2 separate regions of the Homo sapiens genome follow, and region 2 is linked to region 1. Evidence: read pairs that join two places in POLR2A ChIA-PET (ENCODE). Cell type or tissue: MCF 10A. All regions are shown on one strand. Links, peaks and the distances in the headings refer to the core of each region. The heading gives the core; the rest is flanking DNA.

Region 1 (15,777 bases), core at 6,342-14,341:
TGCCCTTGCATCCAAATTCAGCCTTAAGAGAAGCAGACATGTCTTTTTTTTCTTTTTCTTTTTCTTTTTTTTGAGATGGAGTTTCACTCTTGTTGCCCAGGCTGGAGTGCAATGGTGCGATCTTGGCTCACTGCAACCTCCGCCTCCCGGGTTCAAACAATTCTCCTGCCTCAGCCTCCCAAGTAGCTGGGATTCAGGCGCCCGCCACCACGCCCAGCTATTTTTTTGGTATTTTTAGTAGAGATGGGGTTTCACCATGGTGGCCAGGCTGATTTTGAACTCCTGACCTCAGATGATCCACCGGCCTCAGTCTCCCAAAGTGTTGCAATTACAGGCGTGAGCCGCCGCGCCCAGCCGAGAAGCAGACACTTCTGAAGAGCATTCCAGAACACATCATACAATCCTAAAAGTTTTTTTTTTTTTTTTAAGGCAGTCTTGTTCTCACCCAGGCTGCAGTGCAGTGGCTCGATCACAGCTCACTGTAACCTTGACCTCCTGGGCTCAAGCAATCCTCCCATCTCAGCCTCCAGAGTAGGTGGGAGTACCGGCATGTGCCGCTATATATGGCTATTTAAAAATTTTTTTCAGCTGGGCGCGGTGGCTCATGCCTGTAATCCCAGCACTTTGGGAAGCCAAGGTGGGTGGATCACCTGAGGTCAGGAGTTCCAGACCAGCCTGACCAACATAGTGAAACCCCGTCTCTACTAAAAATACAAAAATTAGCCGGGCATGGTGGCGAGCGCCTGTAGTCCCAGCTACTTGGGAGGCTGAGGCAGGAGAAATGCTTGAACCCGGGAGTTGGAGGTTGCAGTGAGTTGAGATCTCACCACTGCACTCCAGCCTGGGTGACACAGCGACTCTGTCTCAAAATAAATTTTTTTTTTTTTTCGTAGAGATGGGGTCTCCTTATGTTGCCTAGGCTGGTCTCAAACTCCTAGGCTTAAGTGATCCTCCTGCCTCAGCCTCCCAAATTGCTGGGATTACAGGTGTGAGCCACTGTGCCCAGCCCCTGAAAATCTTTATTTATTCTTATTTATTTACTTACTTATTTATTTATTTATTTTTTGAGATGAAGTCTCGCTCTTGACCCCCAGGCTGGAGTGCAATGGCGTGATCTCGGCTCACTGCAACCTCCGCCTCCCGGGTTCAAGCAATTCTCCTGCCTCAGCCTTCTGAGTAGTTGGGATTACAGGTGCGCGCCACCATGCCTGGCTCATTTTTGTATTTTTAGTAGAGACGGGGTTTCACCATGTTGGCCAGGCTGGTCTCTAACTTCTGACCTCAGGTGATCTGCCCACCTCGGCCTCCCAAAGTGTTGGGATTACAGATGTGAGCCACCATGCTGGGCCGAGCCCCTGAAAATCTTAATTAAGGAAACTTCCAATGTATCACATAAGGCCCAAAAGGAGACTGATTCATACCAAGGTGATTCATACTTCAGGGTCTCAAAAATATGTCTTAACCAGGGCCTTTGTGCCTCAGCACCACGGCCCTGTGAAGAGTCAGGTCAAAGTGGGGACAAACAGCCACACTGCTCTCTCTCTGGGAGCTGGGCCATATTCTTCGTTCCGTTTAGTTAAGTGGGAATGCTGAGACCGTGCCAGCAGCGAAATGGATGAGAGGTGTCTGCCCAGTGCTTTTTTTTTTTGAGACAGAGTCTCACTGTGTCGCCCAGGCTGGAGTGCAATGGTGCAATCTTGGCTCACTGCAACCTCCATCTCCCAGGTTCGGGCGATTCTCCTGCCTCAGCCTCCCAAGTAGCTGGGATTACAGGCATCTGCCACCACGCCTGGATAATTTTTGTATTTTTAGTAGAGACGGGGTTTCACCATGTTGGCCAGGCTGGTCTCGAACTCCTGACCTCAGGTGATCCACCCTCCTCAGGCTCCCAAAGTGCTGGGATTACAGGCATGAGCCACCGTGCCCAGTGAGATAACACTGTTACAGCATCTAACAGCAAGAGGATGGCATAACCAGGAGAAAGATGCTGGAAGGGGCCGTAAATGACCACAATTCAAGGTCGGGCCACAACTTGCCAGGCTCGGGAGAACTCACTGAGGCTGAGGACAGCTTGGGAAGCTCTCGGTCCAGGTGCTGACTGGCAGCTTTCCCCTCGGACTTCACATGTGCATGGGACTCGAGCTTTCCTGGAAAGGCGCCCACCTTGCCTTCCCCTCCCTGATGAGGCTTCACTTCTGGGTGATGCTGCATCCTATTTTGAGGTTTTCCTATAGAATTGTTCAAGTGAGATTCCTCCTGTGAGATTCTCAGAAAATGTCTTGGAGGAAAGAATGTTTCTGAAAGGAGCCTGAGAAATCTCTTCCCCTTCTAGAGACGCTTGCTCTGCCGGGAGCTAGAAAGGAACGGATCTCCATGCTCTGGACCTCATTAGCGAACCTTACCTTGGAGGCAGCTGAGAGCCCTCCCGAGGGGTCCTGATCCTGGGCACCAGCTCGCTCTGTGATCTACCTAAGCCCTTCAATCCCCCGACTCTGCAATGTGAAATCCAAATGCTCCCGGTGTCCTTGTAGCTCTGTCACCCTGGATTCTTGTGGCAAAGAGAGATGGATCTCAGTGGGAGGCTGGTTTTGGATGGAGGGCCACAGGGACTCATGGTCTTGGTGGTGGTTACAGATTTCTTGAGAAATGTCATTCTTTGGCCGGGCACAGTGGCTCACGCCTGTAATCCAGCACTCTGGGAGGCTGAGGCAGGAAGATCACTTAAGGGCAGGAGTGCGAGACCAGCCTGCATAACATAGGGAAACCCGGTTTCTATGAAAAATTAAAAAATTAGCTGGGTGTGGTGGTGCGCACCTGTAGTTCCAGCTACTTGGAGGCTGACGTGGGAAGATCACGTGAGCCCAAGAGGTTGAGGCTGCAGTGAGCAGAGATTGCGCCGCCACTACACTCCAGCCTGGGCAGCAGAGAGAGACCCTGTCTCAAAAAAAAAAAAAAAAAGAAAAAAGAAAAGAAATGTTCCCAGTATGTGATAAGGAGTGAACTAGTGAACTAGTATGAGCAACATGTCCCAGTTTGCCCAGGAGTTTTTCTAGTTGTGGCACTGAGAGTCCTGCATCCTGGGAATCCCTCAGTCAAACAGGGACTGTCGGTCACCCGTCGTCCGTAGCTCCCTGTGGTAGGAGGAGGGTGAGCCAGTCCGAGTTGGTGGTGTGTCCTCCCCTCGCCTCTGCCCTCTGCTCCTTACACCTTTCTCCCCAAACAAGGTGGGGAGATTCTCTGCCAGAGAAGGGAAGGTAGAAAAGACCTGTTTAAGATGAACAGAGAAGATGCAGTGAGCTGAGATCGTGCTGCTGCACTCCAGCCTCAGTGACATAGTGGGACCCTGTCTAAAAAAAAAAAAAAAGAGCTGGACACGGTGGCTCACACGCCTGTAATCCCAGCACTTTGGGAGGCCAAGGCAGGTGGATCACCTGAGGTCGGGAGTTCACGACCAGCCTGACTGAGATGGGGAAACCCTGTCTCTACTACAAATACAAAATTAGCCAGGCATGGTGACGCATGCCTGCAATCTCAGCTACTCAGGAGGCTGAGGCAGGAGAATTGCTTGAACCCAGGAGGCAGAGGTTGCGGTGAGCTGAGTTTGGTTTGCCCCATTGCACTCCAGCCTGGGCAACAAGGGTGAAACTCCTTCTTAAAAAAAAAAAAATTAACAGAGAAGGGGAAAGAGTAAGTGTCAGGATGTCGCAGAGCCTGCCCTCCTCACCCTCACGATTATCAGGGCTTGGCCTCCTGCTTGGCACGGGCACACAGACGCTCCTCAGGGCCTACTTGGGCCTCCTGGTCTTCGGGCTCCCATGTGGGGCCGCGCAGCAGGAAGTCACATAGTGGTGTCCAACCTTTCCTCGGGTGCAATGCTCTTGTGGGCATTCACAGGTAGGGTGCCCAGGTGTGTGCCTGCTCATGTGCTCCCCCAACTAGCACCTTTCCCTGCTGCCGTGCTGCTGGGCCCACCCACTCACGAACTGTAACCGGAACTTCAGCAAAACACCCACGGAACTCGAGCTATGCAAATAGGTGCACACACACGGAGGGATCCAGGGAAGAGAGCCAGGAAGTGACACAGGCAGGCAGAGGATTCCTGGAGGGATCTGAAGGAGCATGTGTACAGGGAGTCAAGGACTGGCACGATGGCCTTTTGCTGTCCGGGGGCAGTGGCGTCTGTGCACACTGCACACTCACCTCTCCCAGCCTCCTTACCTATGCTCATGCCCGGGCCCCACAGGCCTTGGCATCGGTTTGGGGACAGGCCTGGAACATTAAGAGACATTTCCCACCCTCTCCCTGTAGGAACCTCCCAGGGTGGCCAGACCTGTGTGAGTACCAGGAGCCAGGTCTCTGGCACAGCTCCCCAGGAGAATGGGCAGGCCTGGGCGTGCTGAGGGAGCAGGCGTTGGGGGCTCTTACACAATCCCAGCCAGGCTCGCAAGGCGGGAGGGTAGAAAGGCTCCTGGCAGCTCCCCAGGCCCTTATGCCTGGATAAGGAAACCACAGTCTGAAACTCCTGGGTTTCTGAAGGGCTGGAAGGCGGGATTTTTTGAGACCTGCTCCACTCCACCTGCCTCCCAGACTCTGTCATGCCTTTGAGGCCAGAGGGGCTGCCAAGCATGTCGGGCACCAAATCACAGGCTTCCAGAAACTAGAGAGGCCAGTGCCCTCATTTCCCACTGAATACGGAAAGAACTTGCTGAAGACATTGTTCCTTTGTCCAGAGTCCTACAAGCTCTGTAAAGCCAACCCACTTAGGTACAGATAGCAGCTGGAAAATGGGGTGCAGTGGTTTCCCAAATGTGTCGGACACTATTTTAAGCACTTTCTGAATATTAACTTATTCAATTCTCACAATAATCCTGCAAAGTAGGAACTATTATTGTCTTCTCTTTTTTATTTGTTTTTATTATTTTTTTAATATGAAGTCTCACTCTGTTGTCCAAGCTGGAGTGCAGTGGCGCTATATCAACTCACTACAACCTCCACCTCCCGGGTTCAAGTGATTCTCCTGCCTCAGCCTCCTGAGTAGCTGGGACTACAGGCACGCGCCACCATGCCTGGCTAATTTTTGTATTTTTAGTAGAGATGGGGTTTCACTATGTTGGCCATGCTGTTCTCTAACTCCTGACCTCGTGATCAGTCTGCCTCGGCCTCCCAAAGTGCTGAGATTATAGGCGTGAGCCACCATGCCCGGCCTCTCTTTTTTATTTTTAATTTTTATTTTTATTTTTTATTTTTTGAGAAGAAGTTTCACTCTTGTCACCCAGGCTGGAGTGCAGTGGTGCCATCTTGGCTCACTGCAACCTCCGCCTGCCGAGTTCAAGCGATTCTCCTGCCTCAGCCTCCCGAGTAGCTGGGATTACAGGTGCCCACCACCGCGCCCAGCTAATTTTTGTATTTTTAGTAGAGACGGGGTTTCACCACATTGGCCAGGGTGGTCTCGAACTCCTGACCTCAGGTGATTGCCCGCCTTGGCCTCCCAAAGTGCGGGGATTACAGGTGTGAGCCATCACACCCAGCTTATTTTTAAATTTATTATTATTTTTTATTTTTCTCGAGACGGAGTCTTGCTCTGTTGCCCAGGCTGGAGTGCAATGGAGCAATCTTGGCTCTGCAACCTCCACCTCCTGGGTTCAAGTGATTCTCCTGCCTCAGCTTCCAGAATAGCTGGATTATAGGCGTGCACCACCATACCCAGCTAATTTTTTGTATTTTTAGTAGAGATGGGGTTTTACTATGTTGGCCAGGCTGGTCTTGAACTCCTGATCTCGTGATCCGCCCGCCTCAGCCTCCCAAAGTGCTGGGATTACAGGCGTGAGCCACAGCGCCTGGCCTATTTTTTATTTTTTAAGACAGAGTCTTGCTGTGTTGCCCAGGCTGGAGTACAGTGACACCATCATGGCTCACTGCAGCCTCAACCTCCTGGACTCAAACAATCCACTCACCTCAGCCTTCTGAGTAGCTGGGACTACAGGCACATGCCACCATGCCCGGCTAATTTTTAAAAAATTTTTAGAGTCGATGTTTCGTCATGTTGCCGAGACTGGTCTCCAACTCCGGAGCTCAAGCAATCCTCCTGCTTAGGCCTCCCAAAGTGCTGGGGATAGAGGTGTGAGCCACCACACCTGGCCGTCCTCTCTGTTTCTTAGAGGAGAGAAAGTAACTTGCCCAATTCACAAAGCTAGTGTATGTCAGGGCTGCCATTTGAACCCAGGCAGCTTAAAAATTCATTCTGCCTGATCTTTTGGGGATCAAGCAGATTTGTGAGATAACCAATTAGAAATATGTTGTAAATGGCTTTAGGAGCAGGCTTAGTTGCAAACTGAAGTGCCCACAGGGCCAGGCAGATGAAATCAATGTGTTACTCAGGCTGGGCGGGGAGAGGCCTGTGGGCCATGTGGACAGTGTGTAGACCACCCAGAGGTGTCCCTGTGAAAATTCCCCCAAAACAAGCCAGGCACAGTAGCAAGCATCTGTTGTCCCAGCTACTCAGGAGGCTGAGGTGCGAGGATAGCTTGAGCTCAGGAGTTGGAGTTCAGCTTGGGCAACATAGCAAGACCCCATCTCAAAACAAAACAAAACATGCCTGGAGGACATATTGGGTCCCTTGCTCACAGCAGCTCTAGCCGAAGCCCACTGTATCTCAGGCTGGGGTCAGGAAAGCAGGCTTACCAGGGCACACCAGCTTGTCTTGGGGGGTTTGAAGGGCAAGGTCACCAAAGTGCCTGACTTCCTCTGTAATAACAAAGGGCATGAGATGTATCAATGAGTGGAAGTGACAGAGGACAGGAAGAATAGTCTGTTCAGAAACAGCAAAAGAGGGCCGGTGTGGTGGCTCATGCCTGTAATCCCAGCACTTTGGGAGGCTGAGGCGGGCGGATCACTTGAGGTCAGGAGTTTGAGACCACCCTGGCCAACATGGTGAAACCCCGTCTCTACTAAAAATACAAAAATTAGCTGGGCATGGTAGCAGGTACCTGTAATCCTGGCTTCTCAGGAGGCTGAGGGAGGCAGGAGAATCACTTGAACCCACGAGGCGGAGGTTGCAGTGAGCCAAGATCATGCCAATGCACCCCAGCCTGGGCAACAGAGTGAAACTTCGTCTCAAAAAAAAAAAAGCCTGGCACGGTGGCTCACGCCTGTCATCCCAGCACTTTGGGAGGCCGAGGTGGGCGGATCATGAGGTCAGGAGTTTGAGACCAGCCTGGACAATATGGTGAAACCCCGTCTGTACTAAAAATACAAAAATAGTAAACCCCATCTGTACTAAAAATACAAAAATTGGCCAGGCATGGTGGTGCACGCCTGTAGTCCCAGCTACTCGGGAGGCTGAGGCAGAAGAATCCCTTGAACCCGGGAGGCGGAGGTTGTGGTGAGCTGAGATCACGCCACTGCACTCCAGCCTGGGCTGAACAGAGTGAGACTCTGTCTCAAAAAAAAAAAAAAAAAAAAGAAACAGCAAAAGAGGTAGGGAGCTACCTGTTGCTGAAGGAACACGGTTCTTCATAGCCTAAATAACTCCCCCACTATGAGCTGTCAGATACCACACTCCTGGGATGAGAGGGAGGTCCATGGGGGCAACTTCTGCCCCAGGGCTCATCTAAAAATGCAGATTCCTCTGTTTTAGGACTTAGCCTCGGCTCCATCATTGATCCAGTGGGTAACTCCAAGTCCCTTGCTATAATCTCTAGGTTTGCTTTTTTGATTTGTTAAAAGGAGGGTTATATCAGAAGTTGAACCTGTAAATGTGTTGATTTTCAGTTCGTTTTCACCTACATAGACATCAGTTTCATATGGTTCAACTCCATAACTGTCCTACCCACCTTGTACATGAAAATGAAGCATGAGTCAAAGGCTCACTGCCATGTACACAGCGGGCATTCAGTGAGTGTTTGGGAAATTTAAGTGGTGGTTCTGGAACCAGATGGGCATGAGCCTTCCTCACCCACTTCTAGCAAAGGCACCTGCATGGGAATAACGTCAGAAAACAGTTCTTTTTTTGTTTTTTTTTTTGAGATGGAGTCTCACTCTGTTGCCCAGGCTGGAGTGCAATGGCGTGATCTCAGCTCCTGCAACCTCTGCCTCCCGGATTCAAGCGATTCTCCTGTCTCAGCCTCCCGAGTAGCTGGGATTACAGGCGCACGCCACCAGGCCCGGCTAATTTTTGTATTTTTAGTAGAGACGGGGGTTTCACTATGTTGGTCAGGCTGGTCTCGAACTCCTGACCTCGTGATCCACTCACCTCGGCATCCACCCACCTCAGCCTCCCAAAGTGCTGGAATTACAAGCGTGAGCCACCGCGCCCGGCCAGGCAAAGCAGTTCTTAGAGGGAAATTCACATTCATCAGTTCCTTCTGGGTGTTTGACCTTCCCGCTCCCACAACAGCCTGAATCCAGAACTGTCAAGTCTGGTTTTCAGCTATGGACACAGTCCACTGCCCGAAGGCCACCATCCAGACGACGGGGAAGCCTTGATGGCCTTTCCGGAGCCACTGCCCGAAGGCCACCACCCAGACGAGGGGGAAGCCTCGATGCTTAGAGATGGTACAAGCCAGGCTCTCATTGCATCTGGGTTTCGTGGAAAAAACAATCCTCTCGAGGGTAACTGGAACTTAATGGATGCGCCGCAGGTGGAAGGCGCTCTGTCCCCCTGTTTACGATGACGCATAATCCCTCCAACTCTCTGAGAATGTGACACAAAGGAGGGGGTCACGGTGGCTGAGGTCAAGGAGCCCTTCCTCTGTGAAGGGCGGCCCCAGGTCTGCGCGGCGGTGAAGACAGACTGGCAGTGGGAGGGAGGGAACCCGACAAAGAGTTGAGACGCGTAGTCCTCGGGAACAGCACTGTGGAAGTCCCCCGGATTGAGGCGCGCCCGTCCAGTGGAGAATGCCACCTCCAGCCACTGGGGCGCCTGGGGGCAGGGCGGAGACACAGCGGGCGTCCCTTCGCCGCTGCATAGGAGGGCGACCGCTGGGCAGCGGGTGTTGGCGCGGTATCCCCGCCCTGCCCAGCATCTGCCCCACGTTTCTTCAGGCTAAACTACCGGGATCCCGGGCTTCTTCCTAAAGTAAAACTCGCTCCGGAAAGGCCAACAGTCCAGCGGCCAGACGGGCACCTGGGAACGCGGGCCTAACGCGTACTGGAGACGGAGTGGCGCCCGGCACTGCGCGCCTCCTCCCCGCCGGGAGACTGCGTGCTAAGCTCAGCAAAGCCCCGCTGTGGAGACGGAGCCATGTCGCCCATTACCTAATGAAACTGAGAAGGGAGACTCAGTCTCTCTTCTAGCCCCGAGCGCAAGCTCTGCTGGACTTGGCATCGTCCGCCCTCCACGATCCCACACTCCGGGTTTTCCCCATTCCCAGCTCGGCTGCAACCGAGAGACAGACGGAAGAAACTGCCAATGGAAGGACGCAAAGCGTCAACTTTGTGTTCGCCCGCCACTCTCGGCCAATGTGCGCTCGTGTCTCCGGAGTCCCGCCTTCCGTGTCGGGCGCCCCCTTTTGGCAGCACAGGGACGAACCCTACGTCTCGCCATCTTGTGTGTGGCACAGGTAAATTTCTGGACTATCTTTCCACCTATTCTGGTCCTTTTTCCCACACAACCGATTTCTTAGTTCGACAGCTAAGTGCGGTGGCGATAAGGCCAGCGTAGCCTGTTGTTCTCGGATCGCCCACGTGAGCTAGATCGCTACGTCACGCCACGCTTGCCGAGCCCGGCGCCATCTTGAGTGTGGCGTTTTGATGCTCCCCTTTCTCGGGGCTCCGCATGGTTCTCTAAATGGTCCCCCAAATTTCAGGTAGTCCCCAAAGATTAGCCCAACTGGCTCCAGAGACGATGATTTTTCCCGAGGAACTCTGTAATGTTCATGTGCCCATCGCAGTCCAGCAGTGGGGTGGGAGAAGGGTAGACTCGATGGCCCGGCAGGCCCCTGGAGGAGGCTGCCCTGAGGCTGTCGCGACGGCAGTGACCGCTCGGGACAGACCCTAACTAGAAACCTAGAATGAGGGGACCGCTATGCCGTGCGGGGCCCGCGGGCTGTCCCACTCGAGGGCTGGAGCCGGCATCGCGCATCGAGTCCGCTTGATACATGAATCCGTGTGTGCTTGGGACGGTGCCCGCTTGTCGACTGACTTGGCCGACGGACGCCGGACCTGATGGTGGGCAATCGAGGTCGCCTGCCCACAGGACTAGGGGTGCCCTGCCCTGGGAGGGCGCGAGGGCATGGCAGAGGGACGGGGCGGCCCAGGTGCCCGGGTCTCGGCCTCGTGACCTCGTTGCTCGTCGTGGGGCTGCCGTCCACTTGCACTGGGACAATCCTTGGTCCAAGGCGCCCAGGCGCGGGGGGCGGGCACCTCCGCGGGCACTGCGCTGGGCACCGCCCGGGGCGAGCGCGGCCCAGCACCCCGCCTTCCCCTCCCCCGCGCTGGCAGCCGTCGTGTGCCCGCCGCCCCCTCTTCCCTCCCCCTCCTTCCGAGCAGCCGCGGGGAGGGCGGGAGAGGGAGGGAAGGGGGTTGGGCGGGCAGCTTTGCCGCGCTTTGGCTTTCTGCGTCAGCAGCCCCAGCAAAACAGCTGCGGGAGCGCGCGTCCGGAACGCGCTCGCGCACCCCTCCCCCGCGCCCTCGGCCCTGCTGAGACCCGGCAAACTCCGGCCTTGAATGACAGTGCGATCGGCGACTGCGCAGCGCGGGACGCGCCGGGGCACTGCCGCTTTAAGCACGCTTGTCCATTGTTCGGAATCGAGCCAATGAGCGAGCGCCCGCTCCCTGCGCTCAGCCAATAGCGGCCGGGCATGGGAAGCCGAGCGCCGCCCACTAATCTATATTAAAGCTTCTGGCGCCGCGTGAGTCCCCCACTGGCTGCTCTGAAAAGCCATCTTTGCATTGTTCCTCATCCGCCTCCTTGCTCGCCGCAGCCGCCTCCGCCGCGCGCCTCCTCCGCCGCCGCGGACTCCGGCAGCTTTATCGCCAGAGTCCCTGAACTCTCGCTTTCTTTTTAATCCCCTGCATCGGATCACCGGCGTGCCCCACCATGTCAGACGCAGCCGTAGACACCAGCTCCGAAATCACCACCAAGGTGAGGCTGGACGCCGCCCGCCCCCTCGGGGTCCGCGCGCCGCCGCTCGGGCGGTGTTTGGCGCGCAGCAGCTGGACTGTCTCAAGCCCGCTGTTGCTCCCTCTCGCGGGGAAACGGCCCGCCCCCGGCGCGGTGCCCTCAGGCAGCCCACTCTTTGTGTGGTGCGGGGGAGGGGGCGGGAACCGCCGCGGGCAGACGTGATGCCCGTCGGGGAGTGGGCCGGGCGCCCTCGGGGGCCGAGGGCTAGGCGCGGAGGCCGGCTCACGGCCCTCGAAACTCGTCTGTGGCCGGTATGAGTGGCGGCGGGAGGAGAAGAGCCTGGCTGGGGGTCGTCGGCCCGCCGGGCGCACGGAAATAACTTTGAAACTCAAGCGCGTTGGGAATCGGAAGTGCTGGGGGGCGCGTGTTGGGGCGCGGGCCGGCCGCGGGAAGTGGCGGCGAGCGCCCGCCGGCCGCGCTGCTCTTTGTTCGGCGCCAGGCCGGCGGTTTCGCGCCCTGCAGCGGACCTGAGGTGGTTTGTCTAGACTAAGTCCCGATAAGGCGGATGGGGCGACGGGCTGGCTGGCCGCGACGTCGGCCGTCCCGGCGGAGGTGTGACGGGCTTATCCGCTTTGGGCGCTCTGGGAGGCGGGGGTGGGCGCCCTTCGAGGTGAGTGCGCCGGGAGCGGCCGCCCAGCTTCAGTCATGCACCCGCGGTGCCGGGCTTGGCTGAGGAGGCGAGAGCCCACGCGCCGCAGGGAGGAAAGAGAAAGTGAAGCGCGGCGCTGGGGCGACGATGGGCGCCCCCCGCGGCTGCCCGGGAGCACCGTGTGCGCCGCAGCTCGGGGCGACGCGGGCCAACACGGCGGCCGCGACAGGCCAATGGTAGGGTCGAACTGGGGGGGCGCCCGGGCCCCGTGGCGGGTTCACTGCCCTCGGCTATGAGGTCCTGCGCGGCTGGTGCGGCTCCGCTCCTGTTGTCGGCGCCGCCTCGGTCCCACTGCCCGCCCTGGGTAGCGTCTCCGCCCTTGGCGGGAGCGGGGCGCTCTCAGACTGACTGGCTCTTTCTTAATATTTCGGCCCTCGTCCGCGCCCGTCGTGCCCCTGCAGGGATTGGCGCGAGTCACCTTGGCGTCTCCTTAACCCTTGTGTCCCTGGCGTCATCTCTGACTCTCCCAGGGGCGACTTCTTGGCAGAGCGGAGCTCGGGGCCCGGATCTCCACAGGGGCTCTCAGTGACCCCTTCTGGACTCAGTCCGGGAATGAGTTTGTGGGGTGAGAACACCGTCCCCAGTGCGGGGCCTGGCTGTTCGATTTTCTCCGAAGCACCAAAAGGTGACTTCCCGCGAGGGCGATGAGTAGTAGCCCGAGAGGCGCATCCCCGACAGTCTCGGACCTACGCAGCCCGGTGGACTTTGGGGCGACCTCCCGTGGGACTTGGCCCGCCGAATGCAGACATTCGGGCCTGCCGGGGTGGCGGCAGTGGGGCGTCGAGTCGAGAGCCCGGCCGACCGACGCGCGACCCGCGCGCGTGCCACTGCAAGCTCTGCCTGCCGGCCGGGAGTCTCCAAGGCAAGGGACGCACTCGGCGGCCCCGGGCCACGTGCTCCCTGCGCGCGGTGCGTGCCGAGGCCCGCGCGCAAAGCCCGCCGGGCGGGGGATGCGCGCCTGCGCGCCGCGACCTCCCTGCCCCCACTGCTCCCCGGGGCTTCGGCCGCCAGGGGGCGAGAGCGGGCGGAGCCGGGGTCCGCGGAGCGGAGCGGGGCGGGCCGGACTGAGAGGGCCGACAGGTGGCCCGGAGCCGCTCGCCGGACAGCGGCCGAGGGGTTCCCGCAGGCCCGGACGCCGGACCTCTGTTGGTATTGGTGGCCGTGTCGTGTGGAAAAAGTTACCGGGCGCCCGGGGCCGCGCTGCCTTTTGGATCCCGGGCGGAGTCCCACCCCCGAGGTGCTGTCGGGATCCCTAGCCGCCGCGGGGAGGCCGGGAGTTGGTGGCTCCGGCGGCAGGCCCCGGCCTGGGGCACCGCCAAGCAGCGGTTTGCGGCCTCTAGGAACAGCGGTCGGATTTGGGGGGTCGGTGTGCTTTGGCTTTTTTAGATACCTGTCCTGGCCGGGGCGGTGCGGCCTCGCGGGCCTTCCAGGCTGGCGCGCCTGTGGGGCTCTCCCCGAGCGCAGGCCCCTCTCTCTTTGCCTTATTTATTTTTGGAACATAACCTGCCGCCTTTCTAGACGGCTCGAGGGGCGGGCTCTTTGCACTTGGAAGCAGGCTGATGGGCGTGAGTGTCCGGGGCTCGTCCACCCGGCCGGACGGGCTGGGGGCTGTGGCGCCACATGGCTCCTTTTTCCTGGGAAGCGCCAGGGGGCAGTGGGAACCGCCACCGGGGCCGCTGTAGCGGGCCTTAAAGGATGGGAAACCTTGATCACAGATGCCCCCCGCCGGCCTTCCTTCCACCAGACCAGTGGGAGAGGGACCGCAGGGGCATCAGGCCTTTCTCAACATGCGACTCTTAATTTGGGACGGACAGAACAGCCGTACAGACCAGTAGTTCTCAGCGCCTTTGCTTACCCTGGGTTGCTCAGAAGACTTACTGGTTACTGGTTCCTTCTTCCCTTTTGAAGGACTTAAAGGAGAAGAAGGAAGTTGTGGAAGAGGCAGAAAATGGAAGAGACGCCCCTGCTAACGGGAATGCTGTGAGTGTCTGCTTTGCTCCTGAGCCCTGGCAGCTACCGCCCCACAAAATTTTTCCTGTTCTACTTTAAACATACCTATATATGTGTGTGTATGTGTATATGTATAGCTTTGCACAGTGGCAGTATCGTAGCCAATGAGCTTTACCCGAGGCGCGATTATTGCTAGTTAAATATTTATAAAAACCTTTCGAGCAGCGCCTGAACAAGAATAGGTTCAGAGGAGACTCCGGTAGTCTGAGTTTGGGCTTGGCCCAGGGTGGGGAAAAGCCCTTGTCCTGGGGCAGTTAATGTGCAGGTTTCATGATGGAGCCTGGAGGGTGTTGACTGGAGAAGGGTCTCTGGGGTGGGCTTGGCTTGGCTGGGCTGTAGATGCAGCCGCCAGCCTCTGGTGGGAGGCCGGGCATCAGGAGCAACGCTCTGTCCAGCCTGGGGCCAGCTGGTAATGACATGGCCTGTTTTCTGTCGAGGAGAATGAGGAAAATGGGGAGCAGGAGGCTGACAATGAGGTAGACGAAGAAGAGGAAGAAGGTGGGGAGGAAGAGGAGGAGGAAGAAGAAGGTGATGGTGAGTAGCCTTGTCTATCTTCCCCTTTTCAGGTACTTTTTCCTGGCCTTGTCTGGCAGAAGGGGAAGGAAGGAATTGGGGCTCCTGGGAGTGGGACAATGGTACTTGGGGCCAGTGGACCACATGGCCCTGGGCACCCACCTGTAGAGTCAGGGAAGGTCTCCCTGACATGGAGTTGTGCCCATGCCCACTCACACTCACTCGCACACCTGAAAGTTTCTTTCGTGCAGCTCTGAAAGCCACTGATCTATTGGGCTGGCCTTTTGGGGTGCAGCTGCTTGGGCCTCTCTCCTCTGGAGAGTCCCACCTGTGTAGTGGGCGTGGGTGCCCTGATTGGGCCCAGTTGCAGGCAGTAGAGGCAGGGCAGGGACCTTGCAGTCCACTACATGTTCCTCGGGATTTCCCCAGGAGCCACAGTAGGAGGGAAGTGTGGTTTACCTGGCCTTTGATTCTCTCCAGGTGAGGAAGAGGATGGAGATGAAGATGAGGAAGCTGAGTCAGCTACGGGCAAGCGGGCAGCTGAAGATGATGAGGTGGGTTCTGGCTTGAGAAGAAGGGGGGTTTGGCATCTGGGTCTCCCCACCTGCCTTTAGCTGAGGTGCTCAAGCTGCGGAGGGACTGTTTCTGACTTTGTAGGTGGCCACTGTGTGGTCCTGAATCTTAAGAACAGGAAGGAAACAGGGCTGGGCTCAACTTCCCAGAGGCCTTGGGCTGTGGAGCTGGGGGTCCCTGGTTCTTGCTCTGCCAGCAGGAGCTGAGGCAGTGGGCTGGATAGGGCTCCTGGGGTTGGAGGGGCCTTTGACAGTCTTTCTCTGCTTAGGATGACGATGTCGATACCAAGAAGCAGAAGACCGACGAGGATGACTAGACAGCAAAAAAGGAAAAGTTAAACTAAAAAAAAAAAGGCCGCCGTGACCTATTCACCCTCCACTTCCCGTCTCAGAATCTAAACGTGGTCACCTTCGAGTAGAGAGGCCCGCCCGCCCACCGTGGGCAGTGCCACCCGCAGATGACACGCGCTCTCCACCACCCAACCCAAACCATGAGAATTTGCAACAGGGGAGGAAAAAAGAACCAAAACTTCCAAGGCCCTGCTTTTTTTCTTAAAAGTACTTTAAAAAGGAAATTTGTTTGTATTTTTTATTTACATTTTATATTTTTGTACATATTGTTAGGGTCAGCCATTTTTAATGATCTCGGATGACCAAACCAGCCTTCGGAGCGTTCTCTGTCCTACTTCTGACTTTACTTGTGGTGTGACCATGTTCATTATAATCTCAAAGGAGAAAAAAAACCTTGTAAAAAAAGCAAAAATGACAACAGAAAAACAATCTTATTCCGAGCATTCCAGTAACTTTTTTGTGTATGTACTTAGCTGTACTATAAGTAGTTGGTTTGTATGAGATGGTTAAAAAGGCCAAAGATAAAAGGTTTCTTTTTTTTTCCTTTTTTGTCTATGAAG
Region 2 (15,777 bases), core at 4,139-12,138, 65 kb before region 1:
ATTTAAGTAAATGTAACATAAAACAGGCCCAGGAGAATTGGGTATACAGTCAAGAAACAAGAGAAAATTACAAATCATTTTTTTTCTTTTTGTTTTAGCAACAATACTGCAATGAACATTTTTGTTGCTGCATTTTGGACGTCTTAAATATTCCTTCCAGAATAATTTCTAGGGGTGGAAATGACTGGTCAAAAGGAATTGGTAATTTAAAGGCTTAATTTTCCTCCAAAAATGCTCTTCCCATTTTATACATTCTTAGAAGTAATTAGTGAGAAAGCCTCTTCTCTAAGTGATACTCATTTGCCAATCTGATAGGTGAAAGGAGAAATGTTATCTCAAATGGTTTTACTTTGCCTTGTGTTGAGTATTAAAGAGGCTGAAGATTTTCTTCTCTTATTAACCATCTGGTTCATCGTTGATTCATCTGCCAGCTCACACATTCTCCATATTTCTCCTTGGTGCCCTATTCTTTTTTTTTTTTTTCTGGAGACGGAGTTTTGTTCTTGTTGCCCAGGCTAGAGTGCAATGGCACAGTGTTGGCTCACTGCAACCTTCGCCTCCTGGGTTCAAGCAATTCTCCTGCCTCAGCCTCCCGAGTAGCTGGGATTACAGGTGCCTACCACCACACCAGGCTAATTTTTGTATTTTTAGTATAGATGGGGTTTTGCCATGTTGGCCAGACTGGTCTTGAACTCCTTACCTCAGGTGATCTGCCCGCCTCGGCCTCCCAAAGTGCTGGGATTACAGGTGTGAGCCACTGTGCCTGGCTGGTGGCCTATTTTTTTTTTTCTTTTTTTTTTTGAAACGGAGTTTTGCTCTTGTTGCCCAGGCTGGAGTGCAGTGGCGTGATCTCGGCTCACTGCAACCTCCGCTTCCCGGGTTCAAGTAATTCTCCTGCCTCAGCCTCCCGAGTAGCTGGAATTATAGGCACCCGCCACCATGCCCAGCTAATTTTTGTGTTTTAGTAGAGACGGGGTTTCACCATGTTGGCCAACCTGGTCTCAAACTCCTGACCTAAGGTGATCCACCCACCTCGGCCTCCGAAAGTGCTGGAATTACAGGCGTGAGCCACCGCGCCCGGCCCCTATTCTTTAAAAAAGCCCCTTCTAGGCTGGGCACAGTGGCTCACGCCTGTAATCCCAGCACTTTGGGAGGCCAAGGCAGGTGGATAAAAAAAAAAAAAATGCCGGGCATGATGGCTCACGCCTGTAATCCCAGCACTTTGGGAGGCTGAGGCGGGTGGATCACGAGGTCAGGAGTTCAAAACCGGTCTGGCCAACATAGTGAAACCCCGTCTCTAGTAAAAATACAAAAAAAAAAATTAGCCAGGCATGGTGGTGTGAGCCTGTAATCCCAGCTACTTGTGAGGCTGACGCAGGAGAATCGCATGAACCCGGGAAGCGGAGGTTGCAGTTAGCCAAGATCGCACCACTGCACTCCAGCTGGGCGACAGAACGAAACTCCATCTCAAAAAAAAAATTAAAAATTAAAACTGGGCCGGGCGTGGTGGCTCATGCCTGTAATCCCAACACTTTGGGAAGCCAAGACGGGAGGAACACTTGAGCCCAGGAGTTTGAGACCAGCCTGGGCAACATAGTGAAACCCCGTTTCTACAAAAAATAGAAAAATTCGCCAGGCGTGGTAGTCCCAGCAACTCAGAAGGCTGAGACAGGAAGATCATTTAAGCCTGGGAGGTTGAGGCCGCAGTGAGCTGAGATCACAACACTGCACTCCAGCCTGGGTGACCAAGGGAGACCCTGTCTCAAAAATTAAATTAAATTAAAATTAAGGCCGGGCCTGGTGGCTCACACCTGTAATCCCAGCACTTTGGGAGGCTGAGGCAGGCAGATCACTTGAGGCCAGGAGTTCAAGACCAGCCTGGGCAACATAGGGAGATCCCATGTCTACAAAAATTTAAAAATTAGCCAGGTGTGGTGGTGTACACCTGTGGTCCCAGCTACTTGGGAGGCTGAAGTGGGAGGATTGCTTGGGCCCAGGAGGTGGAGGCTGCAGTGAGCTAAGATTACACCATTGCACTCCAGCCTGGGTGACAGAGTGAGACCTTCTCTCTCAAAAAAAAAAATTAATTAAAAAAATCTAGTGGAGTTTTGGTTTATTTCCATCTTTGGCACGGCGCTGATTAATCTTTTCAGGTAAAATCAGGGAGAATAGAAAGAAAAGTTGAGGGAGGGAAGGAAGGAATTTGATCTTTGGGAGGAAGGGCTGAGTGTGACTTGGCAAGAGAAGGCATCCAAGGGCAGAAACGCCAGAGGGAAGGGGCGAAGGGCGCAGAACCAAGGAACTTCCAGAGGCTGACGTCTCCCAGTGGGGTCCACAGAGGTCCCAGTTCACTAAGGGTCATTGCTCCAGGGAGGGAAGGAAGTGGGGGAGGAGGGGAAAAGGGGATGGAAGGGGGAAAGATCTGCATGGCCATGTGTAGCCCTGAAGGTGTCCCTAGGTCAGTCCTGTGGGGTGACAGCACTGGAGAGGCCGCCATAGCCTCTGGAAACCAGATTATCTCACCCAAACCAACACAGGCTTGGAAACATCCCAAGAAGGGGACAGAATTGATGGAGCTTAGGACATACCACCCCAAAATATAGCACCTCAGCATCTGGAAAACCCTAGAAGCAGAAAGGGCTCTCACCATCTCACCCTGCTCCTCTAAAGCAGGTCGTAAGAGTCTCATTCCAGAGATGCCCTCCCGATACCCGGAGGAGAGGAACAGCCTTATCTCCAAAGAGACAGGGACACAGACAAGACTCTGAACAAACAGGCCTTGCTAAGTCTCACGCACCCCCCTCCCCCACCAGTTTACTGCCATTAGATCATATTTATTTATCAAACCAAACTTCTCCACGATTATACACTGCATCATCAAACCTAACGTAAAAAATACACAGGTTGGCCGGGTGCGATGGCTCACGCCTATAATCGCAGCACTTTGGGAGGCTGAGGTGGGTGGATCACAAGGTCAGGTGATCGAGACCAGCCTGGCCAAAATGGTGAAACCCCACCTCTACTAAAAATACAAAAGTTAGCCGAGCGCGGTGGTGGGCGCCTGTAATGGCAACTACTTTGGCGGCTGAGGTAGGAGAATCGCTTGAACTCAGGAGGTGGAGGTTGCAGTGAGCCCAGATCGCACCACTGCACTCTAGCCAGGGTGACAGAGCAAGAATCGTCTCAAAGAAAAGAAAAAAAAATACACAGGTTAGGCTGGGCACAGTGGCTCATGCCTGTCGTCTCAGCACTTTGGGAGGCTGAGGTGGAAAGACTGCTTGAGCCCAGGAGTTTGAGACCAGCCTGGGTAACAATATGAGACCTCGTCTCTACAGAAAAAGTTAGCCAGGCAGAGTGGCGCCTGCCTGTAGGGCCAACTACTAGGGAGGCTGAGGTGGGAGAATCGCTTGAGCCTGGGAAGTGGAGACTACAGTGAGCCATGACTGTGCCACTCACTACACTTCAGCCTGGGCAACAGAGCAAGACCCTATCTATATACATGCATACATGCACACACACACACACACACACACACACACACACTCTCTCTCTCTCACACACACACATAATTTAAAGTGATTACTTGAGCCAAAGTGAGGACAGCTGCTTGATAGATTCAGACCCAAGCAACGTTGGATATGAGTTCTTTGACCTTTGTTAGAAGTGGGTTTTTGTTTTATTTATTTATTTATTTTTGAGACATCCTTTCTCTGCCGCCCCATCTGGAGCACAGTGTTGCCATCTCAGCTCACTGCAACCTCCGCCTCCCAGGCTCCAGCAATTCTCATGCCTCAGCGTTTTGAGTAGCTGGGATTACAGGCATGCACCACCACACCCAGCTAATATTTTGTATTTTTAGTAGAGATGGGGTTTTACCATGTTGGCCAGGCTGGTCTGGAACTCCTGACCTCAAGTTGATCTCCCCGCCTCAGCCTGCCAAAGTTCTGGGGTTACAAGCGTGAGCCATCACGTCCAGCCTGCTGGCTCATTTTAATGTCACTCTGGGCCTGATAACTGAAAAGGACTCAGATTCCTCAGATAAAAGCTCTTTTCTTCTCTCACCTGTTTCTTTGGGTTTTCATTTACAAAGCTTCCTGTGTCATGTAAAACTTATATAAAATAAATGTGAGGCCAGGGTGGCCTCACATTCTCTGCCTCAGCCTCCCAAGTAGCTGGGATTACAGGCACCCGCCACCACGCCCTGCTAATTTTTTTTTTTTTTTTGAGATAGAGTTTTGCTCTTGTTGCTCAGGCTGGAGCGCAATGGCGCAATCTTGGCTCACCGCAACCTCCACCACCCAGATTCAAGCGATTCTCCTGCCTCAGCCTCCCGAGTAGCTGGGATTACCAGCATGCTCCACCACGCCCCGCTAATTTTGTATTTTTAATAGAGATGGGGTTTCTCCATGTTGGTCAGGCTGGTCTCGAACTCCCGACCTCAGGTGATCCGCCTGCCTTGGCCTCCCAAAGTGCTGGGATTACAGGTGTGAGCCACCGCGCCTGGCCTGTTTTTTTGTATTTTTTGTAGAGACGGGGTTTCACCATGTTGGCCAGGCTGGTCTTGAACTTCTGACCTCAGGAGATCCACCCCCCCCCAGGCCTCCCAAAGTGCTGGGATTACAGGCATGAGCCACCATGCCCGGCCTCTTCTGTGAATTTTAAAAATTGTTTTCGTGTGCCTGTAGTCCCAGCCACTTAGGCTGGAGTGTTTAGTGTTTCCATGGATGAATTTGAAAACAAACGAGCCCAGGCGTGGGGGCTCACACTTGGAATCCCAGCACTTTGGGAGGCCGAAGTGGGTGGATCACTTGAGACCAGGAGTTCAAGACCAGCCTGGCCACTATGGTGAAATCCTGTCTCTACTAAAAATATAAAAATTAGCCAGGCTTGGTGGCGTGCGCCTGTAATCCCAGCTACTTGGGAGGTTGAGGCAGGAGAATCGCTTGAACCCAGGAGGCGGAGGTTGCAGTGAGCTGAGATGGCACCACTGCACTCCAGCCTAGGCAGAAAGAGCGAAACTCTGTCTCAAAAAAAAAAAAAAAGAAAGAAAAGAAAACAAACGTCAGAGGCATTATTTGTAACTTACTGTAGATATTTCAAAACAATCCTTGGCTACTACTTAGAAGTTACAGAAATAGACCGTTTGGTCACTGGCTGATTAAAATGGAAAAGACAAAGGTTTTCCGGGGGAAACAAAAAGAGGCAAGGAGTCTCAACTGAGCGCTCAAGAAAGAGTGTGTGTTATTGAGGAGTGACTGGGAGTTGGGGGCCTTGCCTGGACACTGTCCAAATCCGGGGAAGTGTTCTGGGGGGCAGATGAGTGGGCTCTTCAGTTCACCAGCTGGTTCTGTCTTGGAGGCTATTCCCAACAGACACATTTGCTTGGAGAGGGGCCGCATTGGCCACCCTGCTTCCTGCAATTCTGTTTGTGCCCAAACAGTATGAGTGTGTTGTCCCAATGTGGGTGCGTCCCTGTGCAGCACTGCTGTGTTGCCAGGCAACCCAGTGTGTGTCCCCTTAGAATTCTCTCTACTCCTGGAGTCTAACGCAGAGCTGGCATGGCTGGCATCCAGGGCTGCGGCCACCCCGACCTGATCAGTCTGGGGTAGCCTCTGGCCTCCAGTCGTAGGGTGCACAAAAGCCCAGGAGGTGTGGCTGGGGACCTGACACACTGCTGCCTCTGGAGATTGTGGCTGAAATGGGAAGTTTCCATTTGGCTCTGTGTGTGTGTGTGTGTGTGTGTGTGAGCGCACGTGCGCTCGTGTGCGCTCTGTGTCTGAGTGTTGGACTGTTCAAGGCTCTAGCAGGACCTGGCTCATGGCTGAGAATTTAGGGAGTGGAGCTTGCCCTTCCACGGTGGTTGTCCGTCTCTGGGGGCCAGCTTTGGGCATTGGGTGGATTTGACCACAGTGACAGCATTTGCTCTTTTTTTTTGAGACAGAGTCTCACTCTGTCACCCAGGCTGGAGTGCAGTGGCATGGTCTCGGCTCACTGCAACCCACCACCTCCCGGGTTCAAGCAATTCTCCCATCTCAGCCTCCCGAGTAGCTGGGACTACAGGCACCCACCACCACACCCGGCTAATTTTTGTATTTTTAGTAGACACGGGATTTCACCATATTGGTCAGGCTGGTCTCGAACTCCTGACCTCAGGTGATCCACCCGCCTCAGAATCCCAAAGTGTTGGGATTACAGGTGTGAGCCACCACGCCCGGCCTTGAGGGTAATTCTTTTTTTTTTGCTCGAGACAGAGTTTCGCTCTTGTTGCCCAGACTGGAGTGCAATGGCGCCATCTCAGCTCACTGCAACGTCTGCCTCCCAGGCTCAGGTGATTCTTGTGCCCCACCCAGCCTCCCACCTCCCAAGTACCTGGGATTACAGGCATGCACCACCACGCCCCGGCAATTTTTTTTTTTTTTTTTTTTTTTTTTTTTTTTTTTTTTTTTTTTTTTTTTTGTGAGACAGAGTCTCTCTCTGTCGCCCAGGCTGGAATGCAATGGCTAACTGCAAGCTCCGCCTCCCGGGTTCACGCATTCTCCTGCCTCAGCCTCCTGAGTAGCTGGGACTACAGGCGCCCGCCACCACGCCCGGCTAATTTTTTGTATTTTTAGTAGAGACGGGGTTTCACCGTGTTAACCAGGATGGTCTCGATCTCCTGACCTCGTGATCTGCCCACCTCGGCCTCCCAAAGTGCTGGGATTACAGGCGTGAGCCACCGCGCCCGGCAGCCTTCTCATTCTTCTTGCAGGAATCTTTTAAATTCGTTATTTGGAACCAGCACAAAGTGTCTTGGTACCAAGTGTAGTGATCACTCAAGACAAAAATGAAATAGACTGGAAATGTGGCAAGGCCAACTTGTATGTTCCAAAAACAGGTTCTGAAAGGAATTTTTGTTTTTCGAGACAGGGTCTCACTGTCGCCCAGGCTGGGGTGCAGTGGTGCAATCACAGCTCACTGCATCCTCGACCTCTGGACTTTAGTGACTCTCCCACCTACAGCTTCGTGCCACCACGCCAAGCTAATTTTTTTATTTTTTGTAGAGACGGGGGTCTTCCTATGTTCCCCAGGCTGGTCTTGAACTCCTGGCCTCCAGTGATCCTCCCGCCTCGGCCACCCAAGGTACTGGGATTACAGGCGTGACTCACTGTGCTCAGCCCTGAAAAGAATATTTTTTAAAACAAGTTTAAAAATAAAATATTTTGAACAGTGAAAGCAACATCTTTGAAATAATCACAACTTTCTAGGATTATTCCTTTGAAGTTCTGTTCTATTTTGATTTTTAAAAGATCTCTCTCAAGACTGTAGAGGTGCAAACAGGTTCAGGAAGAGCAGCTGACCCCCTCCTGCAGCACAGGAGGAAGGAGACAGAGCAGATCCGGGGCTGCAGCGGCTTCCCGAGGGTCCCCGCGGCCGCATCCTGCGGAGGGGTTCCAGTGTTTCTGTTTATATCTGTGTGTGGGTGTGTCTCCCTCTGGGTTGTGCACTAGCAGGCTCTGGGCGTGTCCCATCTAACAGCAGCTCATCCAGGAGGTGTTTCATCGCTGCAGGGAAATTCCAGAGGGCAGCTCCTGCCACAACTGCGGTGAGACATAATTTCCTTGGGAGGAAACCAGTTCTCAGCAGCCAGAAATGAAACAGTTTCCACTCTGGGAGGGCGCAGGAGGGTGTGGCTGCAGGCGGGGCAGAGCTACCCGCCTGGAGAGCCTGCTGGCCGGCCTGGCTCCCTGAAGCCTCCAGTCACAGTTTAAATTTAGACCTTCTATTCTGGTCCGTGCTGCTCACGCCTCACCCCGTGGCCACCGGTCAGCCAGTTTCCCCGAGCACAAGTGTGCTCCGGAGGGACAGAACACGTAGGAGGTAAACGGTGTCCTGACCTTCGTTCTGTGGTGGTGTGGAATTGTGAAGTGGAATGGAAGAAAGACCAAGGCCAGAAAAATCCTCCACCCTAACAAATTTCAGAACCAGGGACCCCATGTGCACGCGCCCCACTAACTTCACAGACAGAAACATGCTTGTCCTACAGCCGTTTGTGGAGAGTCAGCCACGTGAACCACCAAGACTCGGTCCCCCTTCACGGTCTGGTGGAAATTCAGACAAGAAGAGGGCTGATTAGTGAGCAGGAAGAGAGTGCATGTTCAGGGCAACTTGAATCTATGCCTTGAGGCAGGGGCCAGGGCGGGGAGGGAGTAGGCCAAGGGCTGTGAATCCCAGCACTTTCAGAGGCCGAGGCGAGAAGCTTGCTCAAGCCCAGGAGTTCGAGGCCAACCTAGGCAACATAGTGAGACCCAATCTCACAAAAAATACAAAAATTAGCCAGGTGTGGTGGCACACACCTGTGGTCCCATCTACTGCAGATGCTGAGGTGGGAGAATCGCTTGAGCCTGGGATCATGTGCCCCACTCACTTCACAGACAGAAATAGGCTCGTCCTGCTGCAGTGAGCTGAGATTGCACCACTGCACTCCAGCCTGGGTGACAGAGCAAGACCCTGTCTCAATCTATATATATAAACAAAGTTAGCAAAATCTATGAGAATTAAGGCCTGCTTTACCCTAAAAATTCTTTTTTAAAAATCATACACGCTGGGCGCAGTGGCTCACCCGTGTAATCCGAGCACTTTGGGAGGCCAAGGCAGGTGGATTGCTTGAGTCCAGGAGTTGGAGAGGAGCCTGGGCAATATGGTGAAACCCCGTCTCTAACAAAAAAAATACAAAAAATAGCTGGGCGTGGTGGTCTGCGCCTGTAGTCCCAGCAACTCCGGAGGCTGAGATAGGAGGATCCCTTGAGCCTGGGAGGTGGAGGTTGCAGTGAACGGAGATCATGCCACTGCACTGCAGCCTGGGTGACAGGGTGAGACCATGTCTCAGAAAAAAAAAAAAAAAAGAAAAAAAATCATATAACCATAATTCCTATAATTTCCACTTCATTCTGTTCCCTGCCCAAATGCCCCTGCCCTGACCCTCCAAATCAGTCCCCGCCTCTCACTGCCCCTCATCCTGCTTCATGTTCTCCCCAGTGGCACCATCATCTGACAGTGGCACACATCCATGTGTCTTAGCACTTCCTCCCCCAGAATGCAAGATCCAGGAGAGCAGGGACTTGGCTTTGCTCGCTGCTACGTCCCCGGTTCCTAGAGAAGTTACCTGTATTAACCAAACACTTACTAGATACCAGGTGTTGTTAAACATTTCAAATGGGTTTTCTAATTTTATCTTCATGATAACCTGTGAGGTTTTTACCCAAGTAGGAAAAGGAAGCCGGGAGAAGTTGAGGATCCTGTTCAAGGACACACAGGGAACCCGGGCAGTCTGTGCTGGCGTGTGTGCCCTTGGCCACTTCACTGACTGGGTGCCCTTTCCACCCAGCCCTGCACATGCTCTGCGAGGGAAACCACCTCTCTTACTCTCTCACTCAGCCCTTGCTGAGCTCCCTAGCCTGTCTCAGGAAGGCTGAGCCAAACCCCCAGCCCCTGCCGCCCCCACCCCCAACCATCCTGGCCAGTGCCTGGGAAGAGGTGCCTTCGTGGTGAAGGGATCCAGAATGTACACATGTCCCCAACTTATGATTTTTTGACTTTACAACGGTGTGAAAGTGAGCTGCATTCAGTAGAGACCACACTTCAAACTTTGAATTTTGATCTTTTCCCGGACTGGCGATACTGTCAGTGATGCAGCCGCAGGAGCCACAGCGCTGGGTGAGCACCGCACTCTGCGGTGGACGTGCTGCCCAAGGATTCTGATTTCCTTCCTTCCTTCCTTCTTTTTCCTTTCTTCCTTTCCTCCCTCCCTCCCTTTCTTTCTTTTTTTTTTTTTTTTTATTTTTGAGGCAGAGTCTCACTCTGTTGCCCGTCCAGGCCAGAGTGCAATGGCACCATCTCGGCTCACTGCAATCTCCGCCTGCCAGGTTCAAGGGATTCTCACGTGGCTCAGCCTCCTGAGTAGCTGGGATTACAGGCATGTGCCACCACGCCTGGCTGATTTTTGTATTTTTAGTAGAGACAGGGTTTCACCATTTTGGCCAGGCTGGTCTTAAACTCCTGGTCTCAAAGCCATCCACCTGCCTCGGCCTCCCGAAGGGCTGGGATTACAGGCCTGAGCCACTGCACCCGGCCCCTCCCTCCCTCCTGTCCTTCCTTCCGTTTTTTTTTTGTGGTGACAGGGTCTCACTATGTTGCCCAGGCTGGTCTGGAACAATCCTCTCGCCTTGGCCTCCCAAAATGCTGGGATTACAAGTATGACCACCGCACCCAGCCTGCCAAATGATTTTGCCCAACTGTAGGCTGATGTCAGTGTTCTGAGCACATTTAAGGCAGGCAAGGCTAAGTGATGACAGTTGGTAGGTTAGGTGTATTGAATACATTTTCTACTTAAGATATTTTCTTTTTTTTTTTTTTTTGAGACAGAGTCTCACTCTGTCGCCCAGGCTGGAGTGCAATGGCGCGATCTCGGCTCACTGCAACCTCTGCCTCCTGGGTTCAAGCAATTATCTTGCCTCAGCCTCCTGAGTAGCTGGGATTACAGGCACCCGCCACCACGCCAGGCTCATTTTTTGTATTTTTAGTAGAGACAGGGTTTCACCATGTTGGCCAGACTGGTCTTGAACTCCTGACCTCAAGTGATCTGTCTGCCTCAGCCTCTCAAAGTACTAGGATTGTAGGTGTAAGTCACTGCAGCTGGTCTTAGGACATTTTCTTTTTTTCTTTTTTTATGATTTTTTTAGAGACAGGGTCTCGCTATGTTGCCCAGGCTGGAGTGCAGTGGCTACGCACAGGCTCCGTTCTACTAGTGATCATCACAGTGTGATGGTCACAGTAGGATGATCACTTAGGCAACCTGGTAGTTCCCTGCTCCTGGGAAGTCACCATACTGATACCAAACTTACTGTGAACACCTGTTCGGCATACAGCATTAACACCCTGAACTCTTGTGCTCATGCAATCCTGCCTCAGCCTCCTGAGTAGCTGGGACTACAGACACAAGCCACCATGCTCAGCAATATTTTCAACTTACCTATGGGTTTATCAGGACATAACCCCATCATAAATGGAGGCATATCTGTATCACTGGATAGAGTTGTTGTTTTGTTTTTGTTTTGTTTTGTTTTGAGACAGGGTCTCACTCTGTTGCCCAGGCTGGAGTGCAGTGGCATGATCACGGCTCTCTTCAACCTCCACCTCCTGGGCTCAAGTGATCCTCCCACCTCAGCCCTCCCGGAGTTGTTCTTTTATCCCCGCTGAATACCTCCTATCTAAAAGCAGGGCCTCCCAAAAGAATTCAACTGTCCTCAATATCCTTTCCAGGAGTTTCGCAGCAGGGAAGACTGAGAAGTCAGCACAGTGTTAAGAAATCACCTAAACAGACATGTCACAAAAGTAGCTCCACCTATTCTCCTAAAGGCCTCTTTTGTTTGTTTGTTTTGAGACAGGGTGTTGCTTGGTTGCCCAGGCTGGAGCGCAATGGCATGATCATAGCTGATCATAGCTCACTGTAACCTCAAACTCCTGGGCTCAAGCGATCCTCTCGCTAAGAGCCCATTTAGTTCTCCTAAAAGTAATTTGTTTTCCCATAAGTAGCTTTTCTCCCCCTCACTTCTCCTATGAAGATAATATGTAAGCCCCAAATTCTAACCACCTCCGTGAGTCACATTTTTCTGCAAACTCCTGCCTGCAAACATGTCTCTTGCTTATTTATCTTTTTTTTTGGAGATGGAGTCTTGCTGTGTTGCCCAGGCTGGAGTGCAGTGGCGCGAACTTGGCTTACTGCAACCCCGCCTTCCGAGTTCAAACAATTCTCCTGTCTCAGCCTCTCAAGTAGCCGGGACTACAGGCACACACCACCATGCCCGGCTGATTTTTTTTTGTATTTTTAGTAGAGGTGGGGTTTCACCGTTTTGCCCAGGCTGGTTTCGAACTCCCGAGCTCAGGCAATCTGCCCTCCTTGGCCTCCCAGAGTGCTAGGATTACAGGCATGAGCCACCGAGCCCAGCCGTTTGTCTTTTGTCAGCTTCATTTGCAGGCTCCAGAACGCTGAACCTAAGAATTCAGCATGGTCTGCAGTGCAGCCCTCAGCTCTGTGTGCCAGAGGGAATCCCTTTCTGGAGGACCAACTCACACTAACCAAACTCATCAAGCACTGAGGAATAGACAGAAATAAATGGTGCTCTAACACCTGGACTTAGGGACACCACAGATAAAATCCTCTACCCAGAGACCAAGCTACCTCAGATCCTGCTGCCCAAAATTCCACCATCTAGTCATTTTGGGGGGTTAAAGCACCATAGTCCTATGAGGTCCCTTTGAAATGCAAATCCACTGCAGAGGAATACAGAATTACTCAACTCAGTATCCCTAGAATTTTGGAGGTGAGTAAGAAAATCCTAGAACTATCCTGAAATTTCTAACGATGTCTGGGTATTCCTGTTTCTATGGAAAGACATTATTTAATTAATTAATTTATTTTTTTTGAGACGGAGTCTCGCTCTGTCGCCCAGGCTGGAGTGCAGTGGCGCAATCTCGGCTCACTGCAAGCTCTGCCTCACGGGTTCACGCCATTCTCCTGCCTCAGCCTCACAAGTAGCTGGGACTACAGGCGCCTGCCACCACGCCCAGCTACTTTTTTGTATTTTTAGTAGAGACGGGGTTTCACTGTGTTAGCCAGGATAGTCTCCATCTCCTGACCTCGTGATCCGCCCGCCTGGGCCTCCCAAAGTGCTGGGATTACAGGCGTGAGCCACTGCGCCCGGCCAAGACATTATTTTTCAATGGACTGCTTTGGAAATGATCTGAGAAAAATAAAGAGAAAAAAACGAGGATGCTACTTCTATGTAGATAAGGAGCAATCTCCAAAGCATAGGTTGCTAAATAAAAAAGCAAATGCAGGCCAGCTGGGCACAGTGGCTCATGCCTGTAATCCCAGCACTTTGTGACGCCAAGGCGGGCAGATCACGAGGTCAGGAGTTTCAGACCAGCCTGGCCAACATGGTGAAACCCCGTCTCTACTAAAGATATAAAAAATTAGCCTGGCATGGTGGTGGGCGCCTGTAATCCTAGCTACTTGGGAGGCTGAGGCAGGAGAATCACTTAAACCTGGGAGGTGGAGGTTGCAGTGAGCTGAGATTGCGCCACTGCACTCCAGCCTGGGCCACAGAGGGAGACTCCGTCTCAAAAAAAAAAAAAGAGTTTGAGGCCAAGGGACAGGGTGGGAGAGAAACTTCTCACATTTTTTTTTTACCTTTTGAAATGTTGTCCCTTGTGCTCATTTATCTATTCAAAGAGCAGCTGTCCTTAAAGATTCTTTCCACCTGATATTGAAATTACAGATTTCCCTGCCTCCAGCTCTGACACCCCTGTTTTGTGCTCTGATGCTGACCTGCTCCCAGAGACTTCCTCCCAGTCAGGCGCACCCACTGCCTTGGGGAAGAGGTGTCCCAGGGAACAGAAGGACCAGCAGGAACCAGCGCCACCAGGGTGCCGTGTGGGCCAACCCCAGCAGATGGCAGCGTGTGGCCACTCAAGGTGTCTGGCCACTAAGGAGGGGTGCCAGGCCACCTGAGGCACAGGAGTGGAGACAGGGATGCCAGGAGGGAGGGCTGGTGGGGTGACCGTGAGTGTAGTTGGTGCTGGGCAGGGCTGCTTCCTCTTCTGTGCCACAGGCCCCTGGAGTCTAGGGGGGCCCAGGGACCTTTCTCAGAGTGGTTTTTGCATTTTTATTTTTATTTATTTATTTATTTTGAGACGGAGTTTCACTCTTGTTGCCCAGGCTGGAGTGCAATGGTGTGATCTTGGCTCACCGCAACCTCTGCCTCCCGGGCTTAAGTGATTCTCCTGCCTCATTCTCCCAAGTAGCTGGGATTACAGGCATGTGCCATGACGCCTGGCTAATTTTGTATTTTTTTTCTTTTTTTGTTTTGTTTTTTGTTTTGTTTTGTTTTTTGAGATGGAGTCTCACTCTGTCGCCCAGGCTGGAGTGCAGTGGCGCAATCTTGGCTCACTGCAACCTCCCCCTCCTGGGTTCAAGCGATTCTCCTGCCTCAGCCTCCCGAGTATGTGGGACTACAGGTGCAGGCCACCATACCTGGCTAATTTTTTGTATTTTTAGTAGAGATGAGGTTTCATCGTGTTAGCCAGGATGGTCTCCATCTCCTGACCTCGTGATCTGCCCGCCTTGGCCTCCCAGAGTGCTGGGATTACAGGCATGAGCCACCACGCCCAGCTAATTTTGTATTTTTAGTGGAGACGGGGTTTCTCCATGTTGGTCAGGCTGGTCTCAAACTCCTGACCTCAGGTAATCCGCCCGCCTTGGCCTCCCAAAGTGCTGGGATTGCAGGTGTGAGCCACTATGCCCGACATTTATTTTATTTTTTGAAACAGAATCTTGCTCTGCTGCCCAGGCTGGAGTGCAGTGGCACAATCTCGGCTCACTGCAACCTCCACCTCCTGGGTTCAAGCGATTCTCCTGCCTAAATCTCCCAAGTAGCTGGAATTACAGGTGCCAGCCACCAGACCCAGCTAATTTTTGTATTTTTAGTAGAGGTGGGGTTTCACTACGTTGGCCAGGTTGGTCTCAAACTCCTGGCTTCAAGAAGTGATACTCCTGCCTCAGCTTCCCCAAGTGCTGGGATGACAGGTGTGAGGGTAATTCTTTTTTTTTTTTTTTTTTTTTTTTTTTTTTTTTTTTTTTTAGACAGAGTTTTGCTCTTATTGCCCAGGCTGGAGTGCAATGGTGCGATCTCTGCTCACCGCAACCTCCACCTCTCGGGTTCAAATGATTCTCCAGCCCCAGCCTCCCAAGTAGCTAGGATTACACAGACGTGCCACCACGCCCAGCTAATTTTTTTTATATTTAGTAGAGACAGGGTTTCACCATGTTGGTCAGGTTGGTCTCGAACTCCTGACCTCAAATGATCCACCTGCCTCCACCTCCCAAAGTGCTGGGATTACAGGCATGAGCCACCATGCCCAGCCAAGGGTGATTCTTTATAAATGTATTCAATAACTAGATCCAGCAGTGAGCATGATAACTACGACTTTTTTTTTTTTTGAGACATGGTCTCACTGTTACCCAGGCTAGAGTGCAATGACGTGATCATAGCTCACTGCAGTCTCGACGTCCCAAATTCAAGCAATTCTCCCACCTCAGCCTCCCAAGTAGCTGGGACTACAGACGCATGCCATCATGCCCAGCTGGTTTTTTTTTTTTTTTTTTTGTAGAAATGGTTCTCACTATGTTGCCCAGGCTGGTCTCAAACTCCTGGACTCAAGCAAATCCTCCCACCTCAACTTCCCAAAGTGCTGGGATTACAGTCGTGAGCCACTGTGCCGGGCATTACCATGATTTCAAAATCATGATGAACATGAAGACATCCAAAATATCTTCCACAACTGTGGCGTGATAAGAAAATACCTCGGCAGGGCGTGGTGGCTCACGCCTGTAATCCCAGAACTTTGGGAGGTCGAGGTGGGCGGATCATGAGGTCAGGAGATCCAGACCAGCCTGGCCAACATGGTGAAACCCTGTCTCTACTAAAAATACAAAAATTAGCTGGGCATGGTGGCACGCACCTGTAATCCCAGCTACTTAGGAGGCTGAGGCAGGAGAATCGCTTGAACCTGGGAGGCAGAGGTTGCAGTGAGCCGAGATCACACCACTGCACTCCAGCCTGGCGACACAGCAAGACTCCATATCAAAAAATAAATAAATAAATAAAAAGGCCAGGCGCAGTGGCTCACGCCTGTAATCCCAGCACTTTGGGAGGCTGAGGCAGGCGGATGACGAAGTCG

What was found. Peaks named below come from ENCODE experiments on the same cell type or tissue, not always from the same donor. Only the 100,000 strongest peaks of a DNase experiment are listed, where the experiment ranks them.
Region 2: POLR2A ChIA-PET joins it to region 1 with 16 read pairs; 24 of 35 experiments call an interaction of 5 or more read pairs at or near these places.

Annotation. Positions count from the first base shown.
Region 1 is chr2:231,697,669-231,713,445 of GRCh38, forward strand. PTMA (prothymosin alpha) reads left to right here and starts at 10,857. Exons shown (of 5, transcript NM_002823.5): 1 at 10,857-11,083; 2 at 13,680-13,751; 3 at 14,222-14,315; 4 at 14,775-14,848; 5 at 15,136-15,777. The coding sequence starts at 11,039. The coding sequence ends at 15,183. MIR1244-1 (microRNA 1244-1) reads left to right here and starts at 15,646; the gene lies at 15,646-15,730. It also overlaps the pseudogene LOC124906134. RefSeq lists enhancers at 8,989-9,627, 10,267-10,904, 10,905-11,543, 10,906-10,965, 11,544-12,181 and 2 more and silencers at 10,266-10,665, 11,186-11,365, 11,796-12,105, 12,596-13,005, 13,046-13,135 and 1 more. In MCF 10A, for the core only: CTCF peaks have their summits at 9,515 (motif pointing left) and 12,777 (motif pointing right); DNase peaks (open chromatin) are centred at 9,433, 10,123, 10,723, 12,703 and 1 weaker place.
Region 2 is chr2:231,635,282-231,651,058 of GRCh38, forward strand. It overlaps the pseudogene RN7SL499P. Among named protein-coding and RNA genes, the nearest start is that of TEX44, 50 kb to the left of the region's middle. RefSeq lists enhancers at 7,771-7,830, 7,871-7,940, 8,121-8,260, 10,976-11,729. In MCF 10A, for the core only: no CTCF peak of the experiment used is centred there; DNase peaks (open chromatin) are centred at 6,300 and 7,580.